Regions from separate parts of the Homo sapiens genome. Here regions 2 and 3 are each linked to region 1. The links are chromatin loops, found by intact Hi-C in ENCODE. Cell type or tissue: dorsolateral prefrontal cortex. All regions are shown on one strand.

Region 1 (2,500 bases):
AAAAAAAAAAAAGAAATTTATCAGGGAAAAGTCAGAACTGTGAGTTAGCAGGTTTTGACCTTTGGCTGCCTGGAAAAGAAGAGAAGAGAATATAAAGGGAATCAAAAGGGGAAATAGGAGAGGCACTCAGAAAGAGAAGATGGACACTAACAAAATAAACTTGGCAATTTAGCTAACTTGTAAAATTAATAGCTCTTGCACTATGGAAAACGCTTGAGAGCTTTTCAGAAGAGGTATGAAAATCAGCTAGTCTTGGTTCTTACCAAGGCCTCTTTCTCCAAGTTAGTCCAGATCATTTATTCTAATTTTTCCTGGTATCTTGCCAACCAGTTTTCATTCATGCCCTGTGAAGAGAAGCAGAAAGGAAAGGAAAGAAAAGAAGCACAGAGAAGAGAAAGAGATAGACTTGTGTTCCTACAACTGATTTCCTCCTTTTAAGGAGTCAGCAAGATATAATTTCCTGGGATTTCCCTATTAATAGAACACATTCCTCACGAATGTCCTACAGTTTTAATGATACTTCCACCACTGTCACTGATCACCTGGGTTTCCCATTTCACTGGACTTTTGAGCACCCACCCTCACCAAGCTTATTTGGCTTGTTCTTCCTTTCGCAGGAGTACCATTGCTATACCACATTCTCACTTGATCCCCTTTGGATGAAATGAAAGAAACAGCTGGTTTGACTGGTAAGTTTACTAAGGCAGGACAGTAGCAGTACTTTATAAATTTTAAAATGGCTATGAAACTGTTTCTGCTTATTTCATTTTGGTTAACTGAATAACTTTTATATTTTAGTATTCTACAATTTGTTCATTATTATGCATAAGTGTGTATACAAAATAATAGACAAATTATGGAGCAGGAAAATATAAAACTGTGTACTTTATGTGTTTGGCTGGCTGGCTGTGAAATTACTTTCTTTATGATTTCCGCCCTCCACCATTACTTTTTCAACCTAATCAAGGTAAGGCCATTAAAATATTCAAGCTCATTATTCAACTGTTTTTAGCTTTACAGATACTAATAATATTAACTCAGAAAATATAATCAAAACTAAGCAAACTTTTGTCAATTATATTCTAAACTAAAAAAATTAAACTTGCTGCTAATATATAACTTGTTAGGAGGTGATATCATATTGAGATCCAGATTTTCTAATAGAAAAAGATTACATTAAGATATGGATTCAAGTAAAGGTTAAAACTTTTTAATCAAAATCCTTAATATACTTACCCTCTCAATTTCTTCACACATCTTTTCAATAGTGCTATCTGGTGTTTTTAACTGAGTGGGCTGGAAATTTTACTAGTAAAGATTTTGTGTTCCTTGATACAAACTATTGTTGAGTGTCCTTGAAGGTTTTGAGACCAGCTAGTATTTTGATTCAGAAATCACAATATAAACTTAGAAGTCTTGGAAATAATGAAGTCCTGCAAATTAACACCAAATTTAACAACCACCTAAATATTTAATCAACATTCAAGCTAAAATTTCTGCAAAACAAAATGATGAGCGTTCTTAATATTAAATGATAAAAGCACAATCTTACTTTTCCTCAGGAGAATGAGTTTGACATTATATAAAAGGCTAAAGAAGTTAGATACGAATTGAAATCATTTGCTATGAAATCTGATAAGGTTGTTTTTTTCCCTCTGACATAATTGTCTTCTTTTTCATTTATCCTGATATCATATTTACCATTCTTTTGGAATGTGTTTTGTTAGGGAGAGGAGGGCCCAGAAAGACTAAGAAATCATGTTTGAGTGACATTAGCAAGATAATGAAATAGGAAGTCTCATTCTCCACCCCCCTCCTCTAGAAAGTTAAACTAGCAACTGTCCACAGACCAGAGTATCATTTTTTAAAATCCCAAGACTTGAAAACAAGCTGGAAACAACCATGTGGTCCAAAGAACTAAATAAGAAGCAAATTATTAGTGTAAGTATAGTAATGCTTCAACCACGCTATCCCTGCCCCACCCCCTGCAAGTTGGCATAGTGCTACACAGAGAGGATTTCCCCAGGGTCCACAGTTTCTACAGAGGGACTAGAGAACTGAAGGTGGTCAGTCATCCAGCTTCCCTAGCATTCCGAGATGCTTCCTCTGGTCTTACCTCAGGGGGAACACTGAGACTAATAGCACAGCTGTACTACCTAGGATCCAGTAAAAACAAAGAAAGAAGACAGAGCTCTCAGTGACCAGTGTGCAGATTTTGGTGGTTCCTCTATGTTCCTGCAAGCTGTGGTACCCAGTGAGAGATACCAGTCAACTGCGTAGGTCACCTGCAAAACTGAGCTGGTTGCCTTCAGAAGCACAGTGGGAGGTTCAACCTGGCTTGATTTCCTAGACAACATACCAACCTTCAGAGCCCACCCCAATGACACAGCCAAGACAGGGAGACACTCAACTCCATGCATTTCAGAAATATGTAAAGACTAGACCTGCTTGACCCAGGAGGTCAAACAGCAGCTCCACTCAGCAAAAAGCCTGCCCCATG
Region 2 (2,500 bases), 150 kb before region 1:
TTCATAAAGACCTACAAATAAACCTAACAGAAATATACCAAATATACCAAATATACATGAAGAAAACATGAAAACTTTTCTAAAGGACAAAGAAGGAAGGAAATCTGAATAAATGGGGACAATGGAACATGATGACAGAGACAATCAGCTACTGATTGAAGAAAAAAATATGAGGTTCTATCCCTCCGCTAGTAGAAGTCAAAGAGCGATTAAAAGTTAAATTGAATTATAATTTTTTTTTTTTTTTTTTTTGAGACAGAGTCTCGCTCAGTCACCCAGGCTGGAGTGCAGTGGTGCGATCTCGGCTTACTGCAGGCTCCACCTCCTGGGTTCACGCCTTTCTCCTGGCTCAGCCTCCCGAGTAGCTGGGACTACAGGTGCCCCCACTACGCCCGGCTAATTTTTTGTATTTTTACTAGAGATGGGGTTTCACCGTGTTAGCCAGGATGGTCTTGATCTCCTGACCTCGTGATCTGCCCGTCTTGGCCTCCCAAAGTGCTGTGATTACAAGCACAAGCCACCACGCCCAGCCTAAAAGTTAAACTGAATTATAATTTTAAAAAGACATTTTAAAAATCAACAAAATAATTAATAGACTGGCAGAAATATTACAATACACATAATAAAGGATTAACACTAAAATAAAATAGGGGGAATAAAACCACAAACACCACCAGAAAACCAGAAAGCACCCAATTCACAGAAGACAACTTAATGGCATAAACATGAAAAGAACCTTTGTTTCACATGAATAATCAGAGAAACAAATTCAAATTGTTTTCATATTGTCTATATAGTCTGTTTTCATATTGTCTATATCGACTCTGTCGATATTTAATATTTCATTAATATTTAATTCATTTTAAAGAATAGAACCTAGAATTTACCCTTTAGATATTATTTTTTTGTAATTTTCTTATAACTGTTTTTGTTTGTTTGCTGGAAGGATAAATGTCTTTTTTTAAATGGCCTCTGGGTTTACTGTTATTAGCAAGCTTTTCTCACTTCAAGATTATCTTTGAAATGGTCCATATTTTCTTTTCATAATTTTACAGCATCATTTCTTTAATGTTTTAATCTTTTATCCAATGAGAATTTATTCTGAAGGAAAGAGTAACAGTGACATCCATCTTTATTTTTAACCAAATGGTTAGCCAGTCTTGTCAACATTAGTTATTTAATATCTCATCATCTCAATTATTTGAAATGCCACCCTCACAGTCTGTTTCTGAATTCTATTCTGTTCCAATGATCTATCCATCTCTGTGCCAATACCAAAGAGTTTTATTTTACATTTTTATATTTGCAATGTTAGATTTTATTACTTTTCATTTTGGGGATTCTGTTACTCTTATACTTAGCATATTTTTAAGGACCCATCTTTTTTGGTAACTCATCAATGGCCATTTACTACCAGTACTACTACTTCTTAAGTAAGTTATGAATATTTGTGGATAAGGTACAGAATAAGCCTTCCATTTCACTCAATACAGGAATTTAGAAATTGCATCGTCTTGTACGTAGACCAGCACTGCATGCACATTTCTCCACTAGATGGCAGGACAGGAATGGAGCGACATCTGGGCTCAACCTGCTTACATGCCCAATCCCGGACTACTTCTATGGGTATAGGGGAAAAACTGACATCTTCAAATTGAAAAGAAAATGATCACAATAAGGGACCAAATACTGAACCAGAAATCAGCAACACTCATAGGCACTCCCCTCACTATATCAGAATGAATAATTCCATTCCTATGCAACTTAAGTAACAGATATCTATAAAGTAATTTTGTTTATAGCTATAAAGTAATTTTCTATGTCTTTTGAAAAGACAACCTTACAATAAAAATAATCATTTTATCTTCTTGTAGGATTAAGTCATCTGTTTGAAGTCTTTTATGGGAAAAGGTAGCATAATAAGGAAATATGGATAATATACATTCTATTTCCTATAATCAGATGCTATATGTTAAGTATTTGCATTTATTTTAATGATCGTGATCCGGATAGACACTGATTTGTTTCTAGTATTGCCAGATTTCTTATCCTAGAGTAATTATATACCAAATGCCTTGACTGGACCACAGGAAGAATGTAGTGAGGGGCTTGTTGTCCTCCCATGTCCCTCCATGTGGTACTGTCCAGCTTAAGCCGGTAAAGCAGCCTGGCTCTGTGAGGCTGGAGATGGGGCAGAACAGAAGCTAAGCAATGTACCAGAGTCAGACTCGGGGAGCAACTACTCCCAAAGTATAAAATTTTCATTATTTTCAGGTAATGTTTTGATATTAGGGATGTCAAACAATGGAAGATGGTGAAAAAATATTCAAAGAAGTGGAAAGCAAGATCTTGAAACTTTTAAAGAAGACACTCATTGGGTAATGCCTTCTTAAAAATATACTCATCCCCCTATCCGAAAATAAACAATTTTTTTTTATTCATTGTGGCCAATGTAAAACACATCCCAATGCAAGAAAATTGTAAGTAGCTTCTTAAAAAA
Region 3 (2,500 bases), 89 kb before region 1:
CGGGGACCCGTGAAACCCTGCCACCACTGTACACTGTCCATTGTCGAGAGTCGCGCGGGCACGCGGAAACGGCGGGCCCCGAAAAGTCTCAGCGAGCTTGTACAGCCCCAAGACATTCCCCACCCCCAACACATCCCGCTCTTGTTCCTCCTTAGGGGGAAGACGGAGTAAAGGGGAGTTGAAGAGGTCCCGAAGCTCCTCCTGGTCCCCCACCTCCATCCCTGCCCTGGCAGCTGGCTCTGGCCTCTGGGCTCCGCGGTGCCCATCCCTTCAGGGGTCAAGTACAAGGTCCTCGGCCGAATCGCCTCCCCGTTATACCCTCCCTCTGCCTTGAGCGCACAAACGCGAGAGAACCCTCGAACGGATGCCATATGGCAGAAACAGGATCGCGGGCGCTATGAGGGGCCAGCCTAAAAAGATCTCCTTCACACCCCCTCAACCCCTAGCCTTTCTCCCTACCCCGCCAACCCCCACTAACCACTTCTAACTTCCTCAGCCCAACCCTGTCTGTGCTTTCTAATTCCCACCCCCCCGCCCCTGGACAGCAGCCATTCGCCCGGCACTCACCTCAGGGAGCAAACAACGCCCCTCTCCTCCACCCAGACCGCCCCCCCTTCCGCCCTCTGGAACGGCGTGGTCCCTCCGCTCACCTCGTCTCTTGGCTGCCCCGCGCGAGTTTGAGTGTGTGTCTGCCGCGTAATTGTATCCGGGACAGAAGGGACCTGTGTTTGTGCGCTGAATCAGGTGTCGCCGCCTTCGGTGGTTCGGGGGCGTAAGGGAGGCTTCGGAGTTAGCGTGTTGGCTAAGGAGGGCTCTCTGGGTTCACAGTTGATAGCAATGCTTTAACCGTGTCCTCCCTCGGGTCCTCAGCGCGCCTGCTCGTCCGCAGCTCCCAGCGGGCGGCCAGGCCCCCCGCCCCCCAGCCGCGCCCCGCCCTGCGTGCGGCGAGCAGAGTCGGAGCGCGCCGCTGCCCTTCCGCACTTGGCTCAGCGGGGCACGACACGGGCCGCCACGCGCTCAGCCTAGCATCACTCGCCTCTGACTGCGAGCGCCTCCAGCTCCCCGGGCTGGGGCATGGATGCAGACGCGCCTTCGTACCACGCGCTCGCAGGCTGGGCAAGGGGCAGCGCGTTGGGATCCGGCCAGTCGTCCGCTGAGCGAGGTTGGCTTGCAGGCTGGGACTTTTCGCGAGCCCTCTGGGCGCTCGAGTTGCGAACTCTGACAACGGCACGTGGCCCCGCCCACTCTTCCCTCTTTGCGAGGCGTGTCCCGCGCCCTTTCTGCCACCACCCACGTAGTCCCTGTGCCCGCCTTTTATCATCAAGGCGGCTCAGTGAGCTCTGCGTGTTGATGTCGCGCCTTTTCTCATCTTCCTGCCTTTCCTGCCTCACTTCTGCTGAATCCATTCAAAAGTTATACTTGGGCAAGTGGGTGGAGGAGTTAGGAAAATTAAAAGAGGGATGCTTAGGTGAGCAGGTACCTGCACTGCCGCCAACCCAGGCTTCAATTCTGGCTCTCTTGTAGCGGAAAGCCTTAAAAAACGCGAGTTTGGGGATCCTGAAAAAAAGTAAATAGGGTTGCTGGGCTGAATAACATCCCTCCTCTCAGGCTCCTGCTGAAAGGGCCATTCATGATTTGCCTGGTTGAGCCTGTGGCGACTTTATTCTGACGAATCTGCCTTTGCCAGCAGCATAACCTTGCCAAGTTGGCGTCTTGACCAGCAAGCAACTGTGCCCAAGGAAGCCTCTCTGTGGTGCCTCAGACCTGAGAGGCCGAGTGCCTTTGAGCGCCTGAGGTAGATTGTGAGTTTCATGAAAACCGAGAAAGTCTAAGTGTGCATGTGCGTAAGATATTTTATATATATATATCTCATATATATATGAGATATGTCTATATAACGTGGACTGAATTGTTTATTGTTTATGTTTCGTGTCGAGCATAAATTCCAGAAGCTAAGATGCTTCCATAGCACACAAACGTTATGCGTTTAAACGTTGGAAATCAAAAATGCCATGTCAGGTCATTCTGTCCTTGTTCCAAAGTGAGATTCAGAAATAGGTTGGGATTTTCTGCCCTTAGATAAGAAAACGGAAATTATATTTTACTGTATATGTTATCAGTTAATGATAAATTAAAAAACTAATATACACTGCTGTTATTGTAAAATCCATATGCTCAAGAATGTTCATGGATGGAGAGATCTTCAAATGCCATTTCAAAAAAGAAAATGCACTTTTCTTCTTTGCAGATTAGGAATTTGAACATATTCCCTGTGCAAAATGCAGGGAATATTTTCACAGCCTTTGTACCTGATTACCATACTCTCTATTTATTTCTTATTTAAATTGCACTAGAAAACCTAAAGTAAATGAAATGTAACATAATAAAGAAAAGAGAATTTAGACATTTACTTTAAAAGCTTTATTTCTCAAAGGTCAAGCTTCAGTTTCAAGCTACTGTTTGATGATGCATATGTAAATTCTTGGTAAAAACTTGATCA

The links. Hi-C counts contacts between places; a loop is a spot of excess contacts. Peaks named below come from ENCODE experiments on the same cell type or tissue, not always from the same donor. Only the 100,000 strongest peaks of a DNase experiment are listed, where the experiment ranks them.
Region 2: a loop joins it to region 1, with 8 times the contacts of the local background. A loop is called at or near these places in 16 of 110 quality-filtered maps.
Region 3: a loop joins it to region 1, with 3 times the contacts of the local background. A loop is called at or near these places in 5 of 110 quality-filtered maps.

The regions. Positions count from the first base shown.
Region 1 is chr4:114,508,318-114,510,817 of GRCh38, reverse strand. No RefSeq gene overlaps it. Among named protein-coding and RNA genes, the nearest start is that of UGT8, 89 kb to the left of the region's middle. In dorsolateral prefrontal cortex, a CTCF peak has its summit at 1,269; no DNase peak of the experiment used is centred here.
Region 2 is chr4:114,658,643-114,661,142 of GRCh38, reverse strand. The region is part of intron 2 of UGT8 (UDP glycosyltransferase 8); the gene reads right to left. Among named protein-coding and RNA genes, the nearest start is that of MIR577, 3.1 kb to the right of the region's middle. In dorsolateral prefrontal cortex, CTCF peaks have their summits at 1,345 and 1,546 (motif pointing right); DNase peaks (open chromatin) are centred at 1,572 and 2,170; H3K4me3 peaks cover 1,833 bases; H3K27ac peaks cover 2,500 bases.
Region 3 is chr4:114,597,125-114,599,624 of GRCh38, reverse strand. It overlaps UGT8 (UDP glycosyltransferase 8), which reads right to left and starts at 818. Exons shown (of 6, transcript NM_001128174.3): 1 at 651-818. In dorsolateral prefrontal cortex, CTCF peaks have their summits at 862, 1,063 and 1,276; DNase peaks (open chromatin) are centred at 74, 746, 1,164 and 1,694; H3K4me3 peaks cover 2,239 bases; H3K27ac peaks cover 2,156 bases; H3K27me3 peaks cover 1,651 bases.